2 separate regions of the Homo sapiens genome follow, and region 2 is linked to region 1. A link is a contact called in ENCODE Hi-C or POLR2A ChIA-PET data. All regions are on one chromosome and are shown on one strand. The core of a region is the stretch at or near the end of the contact, and the rest is flanking DNA. Distances in the headings are between cores, read along the strand shown. Region 1 holds the start of EDEM2 (ER degradation enhancing alpha-mannosidase like protein 2). Region 2 overlaps UQCC1 (ubiquinol-cytochrome c reductase complex assembly factor 1).

Region 1 (2,941 bases), core at 375-2,874:
ACACAGGTTATAGATGAGTGACAGAGTTGTAATTAACTGGATCCTAGATCTGACTTCAAATCCAGTGTTGGTTCTACCGCATGTCACACTGACCAAAGTCATGGGTGTTGCTGTGGTCTAAGGTGCTGACCAAATTTTAGAAACTTGGGAATAAGGGGAATGGAGAAATGGATCACAAACCTCCTGAAAGCTATAGTGCCCCAGGGTAGTCATTTGTCTTTTTTTTTTTTTTTTTTTTTTTTTTTTTGATATGGAGTTTTGCTGTTTTGCCCAGGCTGGAGTGGAGTGGCGCGATCCTCGCTCACTGCAACCTCCGCCTTCCGGTTTCAAGCGATTCTCCGGCCTCAGCCTTCCGAGTAGCCGGGATTTACAGGCACCCGCCACCACCCCTGGCTAATTTTTGTATTTTTAGTAAAGACGGGGTTTCACCATGTTGGCCAGGTTGGTCTCTATCTCTTAACCTCAGGTGATCCACGCACCTCAACCTCCCAAAGTGTTGGGATTACAGGCGTGAGCCACCGCGCCCAACCAGGGTATTCATTCTTACCCAAGACATTCTACAGGGCTGACAGGGGTAAAGCTTCCGGTTTGAGATGGAGACTGAAGGGACCATGATTGTGTAACCACATCCCAAATTGGGAGGAGAGAAGTGTCATGAATTCCTAGAACTGACGGGATTTCAGGAAACCTCAAGAGTGACAGCATCGGAAAATGCAAGAGGTTTTAAAAAAAAAAGAGTGGAAGTTTTGGACAAATAAATGTGAGTTGTGTCTTATACAATCAACAAGTAACTGGTTTGGGAAACTCAATATCCCTAAATAAGGGAGCAGACCACCCCTCATATTGTCTTATGCCCAATTTCTGCCTCAAAGAAAATGTAGGAGTTAAAAGAAAGACAGAAGTGAAATCAGTAGTCAGACAGCCCGGCGATGCATTCCAGGCCTGGTAATTAAAGATCGACCCCTCCTGACCTAACCGGTTATATTATCTATAGATTCCAGACATTGTATGGAAAAGCATTGTGAAAATCCCTGTCCTGTTCTGTTCCGTTCTGATTACCGGTGCACCGGTAATCAGTCACGTACCCCCTGCTTGCTCAATCAATCACGACCCTCTCACGCGGACCCCCTTAGAGTTGTAAGCTCTTAAAAGGGACAGGAATTGCTCACTCGGGGAGCTCCGTTTTTGAGAAGTGAGTCAGCTGACGCTCCCGGCCGAATAAAGCTCCTTCCTTCTTTAACCCGGTGTCTGAGGAGTTTTGTCTGCGGCTTGTCCTGCTAGGTAATAATGGTAAAGGCTGAACATTTCTCATGCTTACCCTGCCTTCATACTTAATAAGGTTGTTGAAAAAAATGAATGAGAGAATGCATTTTAAATGCTCCGTACAGTACTAGTACACAATAAGTGCTCAATACATGCTAGCTGTTATTATTAAAACATTAATTAATAACAGTAGTAACAACAGCCACTGACTTTAAGACACGTTGATCAGTGTTGCCGAAACCGTACATCCGAAGTTGCTCTTCGGCCGCGTTTCGCTGCCCATTGCATTCAGGGGCTTGTAGTCCGGAAGTGAGAGGCTGATTTCTCAGCGCGCAGGCGCAGTGGCGCGGATTCCCGGAAGAACCCGCAGCAGCTCCCAGGATGAACTGGTTGCAGTGGCTGCTGCTGCTGCGGGGGCGCTGAGAGGACACGAGCTCTATGCCTTTCCGGCTGCTCATCCCGCTCGGCCTCCTGTGCGCGCTGCTGCCTCAGCACCATGGTGCGCCAGGTCCCGACGGCTCCGCGCCAGATCCCGCCCACTACAGGTGAACTGTGACCCGCCCTTTCGCAGTTGGGGAATGGGAAGCGTGAACCCGGTCCTTTCCCTTTCCGTCCATCCCAGACCCCGACTTGCTCCGACACAGCCGCTAGGTCCCAGGGAGAAATCAGCTAGTGATTCCCACTTTCCGCCCTGTATCTTGTTCTTCCCCCGCTTGTTTTTGTGTTCTTGCCCCATGCCTGATTTCTCGTCCCCCACCCAGGGAGCGAGTCAAGGCCATGTTCTACCACGCCTACGACAGCTACCTGGAGAATGCCTTTCCCTTCGATGAGCTGCGACCTCTCACCTGTGACGGGCACGACACCTGGGGCAGGTAGTGCGAGCGGAGGGGCAAGGGGCGGCCAGGGTCTGACTCTCTGGGCCTCGGCGGGCGGGTCAGCTGGGGCTGGTGGCTTCATGGTCTCCTCACCGGCACCAGAAAGCTCCCAGCTGAGCTAGAGCCGCGCTCCCCGCAATTCTTACTATCACCTCCAGGATCCACTTAGCCTCTCGCAGTGAAAAAAAAAGTCCTGGATTAGCCGGGTGGGCTGGATCGCTGAGCTCAGCCCCAGCAGTAACAGGCATCAGCTGTGGGGACATAGGCAATTTCTGGAGTAACGAGATACCGTGGAAGGGCTCCAAGAATTAGAAAACCCACCCCTTTCATTATGTAGGTGGGCATTCAGATCCAGGAAGGAGTGTGACACTCCTAAAACTTAAGTCTTTGTAGTTGGTGTGCCCCGTGCCTGAAATACACTCCCCATTTTCCTCCCATCACTGGCTGCTGCTTGTCATTCAGATCTCAGCTCAGTATCTTAATACCCCTACGAGTTAGGTGCCATTATCCCTGTTTTACACACGAATGTGCTAAGGTCGGGAGAAATTAAACTCAAAACTTGTGATGGTTTTTATTTTTTTAAGTTGAAACAAAGTAAATACAAATGGCAAATTCAAGTGGTAAAAGATTATATACAATAAATATCTCCCATACCCTAGAATTCCAACTATTAACTTTCCTTTGTATCTGTCCAGAAATATTCTTGGTTTATACCATTATATATATAGATGTGTGTATGTGTATCTTTTTAAAATGAACTTCTTAAAGGCATAATTTACATATAATAAAATACACTCTTTTTT
Region 2 (2,700 bases), core at 36-2,535, 180 kb before region 1:
GTGTTTGTGGCTATACTCCTTCTCCTTCAAAGACAGAAGGTGTTTATCGTCTCCTGTGCTTTAGGTCCCAAGGTGAGTTGGCTGCCAGAGAAGAGCCTCCCTCTAGAAGGACAGTGGGAGAACTGAAAAACACTCACCAATCTTGGAGCTACAAGAGTGGAGTTAGACTTAGTTCCACAATTAACCAGCAGGCTCCAATGCAGAGCCTGGACCAGGTTATTTCTAAGGGCCTTTCCTGCTTGAAAAAAAATCCATGAGATAAAAATTTTCCAGCCCAGGGTAGAATTTCCAAGAGTGAACACAGTTTGCAAAACTTTCTACTTTTCTCCAAGCCTCTCTTGCCCTGTAGCACTGGAAGAACTGGCTCCGTCCCTAATAGCCTCAGTTCAAAGGGACCAGAAGAGACTAGGGTAGTTGGGGACAAATGTGGGGTTCATAACGTACTAGGGGTATCTCGTCTGATGAAGTGGTTGGGTATGGATGTCAGAAGAATCTCACTTGGTGATGATCCTCAGGAACTATGTAAAGGAATTTTAGATTGCCCTGGCTGATGGCAGGAAGCCCCACCCAGGGCTAGCCCTAGCTGGTCAGAATTGCCAAGCAGTCAGTGTTTTTATTTTATGCCATCTCCTAATCATTTCAGTGGCCGCCAAGCTCCTAGAAGCTTGACAGCCACAAAGATGATCCTAATTCAACCCTTTCCAAGTGAGGACACTCAGTCCTGGTCAGGAAAAAGGCTTGGTCAGTGTCATATAGTAGCGGTAGTAGCAGAGACTAAAACTCACTTCTCTTGATTGATTCTGTTGCTCTTTTCGTTACTTGATACTATCATCTTTGCTGTTCTCTAGAGCCACTACACACACCCTGCATTTTGTGTTGCTGGGAAAAGCCTCCAATCAAAGACCTCCTGATCCTTTTCTCTTAAGGTCAGCATTCCAGTGTCTAGCACAGTGCTTAGCACATGGTAAGCCTCCATCCAATATTGGTTGAATGGTGAATGAGTGAGTGAACTCACAGAGTCTATTCCTAACCCTATCTTCTTAGAATCAATTCTATACTTACACTGCAGTTTACCTGATTAAATTCATGCCAAATCGTTAAGGGTTGCCAACAGGATCTGTTTTAATGGTCCCAGATAACTCTTGCATTTTAACCAGAGTTTTCTGTAAATAGCGTCTTTGGAAAAAGCAGTGGTTGCAGTAGTAAGACATACAGGCACTGTGACGAGCTCTTGGGGTTGACTATGCCTCTCACTCCATGTCCTACCACAAGACTCTTTTCTCCTGTGGGCTTAACCCCTGCATTGGGTACCACCAGAGGGCAGTAGCTCCGCCAGGATCTGGGTGGGGCTATGTAAAAAAGTTCTGGAGGCTCTGAGGTCAGACCTAGGATACAGTAGAGACAGATGTTTCTTTCAGCTGCCCTGGGTGTGCCATGAGTATTTCTGGATCCATTGATGAGGCAGCTGTAACACTCTTTTCTCACTTTGTTTCCCCCAAAATGCTGAGTGAATGGCCCTGTGGGGTTGGTTGGAGCTGAAGGGGCCCAGCTAGAGTGGAGGGACTTGTTTTTCCATGTTCATTGTCCTCTCTTTAGCTGGTCTTTCTGAATGTCAGTGATCCTTGCCATCAATGTGACGTGCCTGGTTCTCAAAGGAGCAGGAGGAACTATAAGGAGCCCTTCTTTAAAACAACCACTATCAGGGCCTCAACTGTCCTACTGATGCTCAGATCCAGTCCTGACCTCTCACCTAAACTCACTGTCGGCTGCTTCTTCACTGGTCCTCCTGCCTCTTGACTCTCTTCATCTCAGATTCATTCTGCAAATCATTCAGCAGCCTGACTAATCATCCTAAACTCCCGGAGTTCGGGAATTGTCTCTTGTTTACTGCTGTAGCCTCAGCTCCTAAAACAGTGCTTGATGCCTGGGTAGTGCTGAATACATTTGATGAAGGCAATATTGAATGTATTTCCTCTAGATCCAGTAGCATTATTAATTTGTATGGTTTTATTAAGAATTGTTTCATTCATTTATTCAAGGAACATTTTTGTCTCTCGCCACATGCTAATCCCTGAATGTGGTTGGTAGATAATATACCAGAGATAAGTGATCTTACAGGGCTTACAATCTAGTTTATGCTGAGAAAGGAAGTTGAATCTTTCCTGGATTCACTTCCACACGAAACAGACGAACGAGAAAGATATGAGTTCACTTGCTTTTTTGTTTTGTGTTCACTGCAGGCTTCTTCCAGGAGTTATCCCAGGGCAGGGCTGAGTGTAATGGGAGGATGAGGCAGGAGAGTAGGTGAGCCCCAAGGTCCTGAGAGAAGCTTCAGAGACTTCCAGGCTCTCATCTCCAAGTGGGGGATTGGGTTGAGTTTATAACCTCCTTTCCAATGCAGTATCACAGAGTAGTTGAGAGTGCTCACATACTGAAGCCAGTTTGGACTCAAATCCTGCCCTAGCCATGTGACCTTGGGCAAGGTCTCTATGCCTGTTTCCTTTCTATGCCTCAGTTTTCTCTCCGTAAAATAGACATAACTGTAATACCCACCTTACATCGCTTGTAGCATTGTGAGGGATAAATGAGTTATCACATGTGAGGTTCTTTAAACAATGCCTGAGAGTGAAATAGATGTTTGCCACTACTAATTTACTTACTGTTAGGCATTTTCATCTGTTAATATGAAAAGGAAAAAGG

Evidence for each region. Hi-C counts contacts between places; a loop is a spot of excess contacts on that map. ChIA-PET counts read pairs that join two places held with the same protein, here RNA polymerase II (POLR2A). Pooled maps may share reads with other maps.
Region 2: a loop to region 1 is called in a map of GM12878, with 22 times the contacts of the local background. The contact joins the enhancer-like site here to the promoter of EDEM2 in region 1. A Hi-C loop is called at or near these places in 1 of 168 maps with a recorded cell type or tissue (GM12878), 1 of 37 single-sample maps with no recorded cell type and 6 of 50 pooled maps. POLR2A ChIA-PET finds 5 or more read pairs at or near these places in 4 of 52 experiments (CD4-positive, alpha-beta T cell, WTC11, activated CD4-positive, alpha-beta T cell and 1 more).

Annotation. Positions count from the first base shown.
Region 1 is chr20:35,146,019-35,148,959 of GRCh38, reverse strand. It overlaps EDEM2 (ER degradation enhancing alpha-mannosidase like protein 2), which reads left to right and starts at 1,624. Exons shown (of 11, transcript NM_018217.3): 1 at 1,624-1,808; 2 at 2,025-2,135. The coding sequence starts at 1,702. MMP24-AS1-EDEM2 (MMP24-AS1-EDEM2 readthrough) reads left to right here. Exons shown (of 15, transcript NM_001355008.2): 6 at 2,025-2,135. The coding sequence starts at 2,041. RefSeq lists enhancers at 1,461-1,590, 1,839-2,442.
Region 2 is chr20:35,328,349-35,331,048 of GRCh38, reverse strand. All of the region lies in intron 7 of UQCC1 (ubiquinol-cytochrome c reductase complex assembly factor 1), which reads left to right. Among named protein-coding and RNA genes, the nearest start is that of FAM83C, 37 kb to the right of the region's middle. Within about 2 kb of position 1,285, at least 3 of the 41 ENCODE cell types and tissues checked have a DNase peak (open chromatin) inside an H3K27ac peak, as active enhancers do.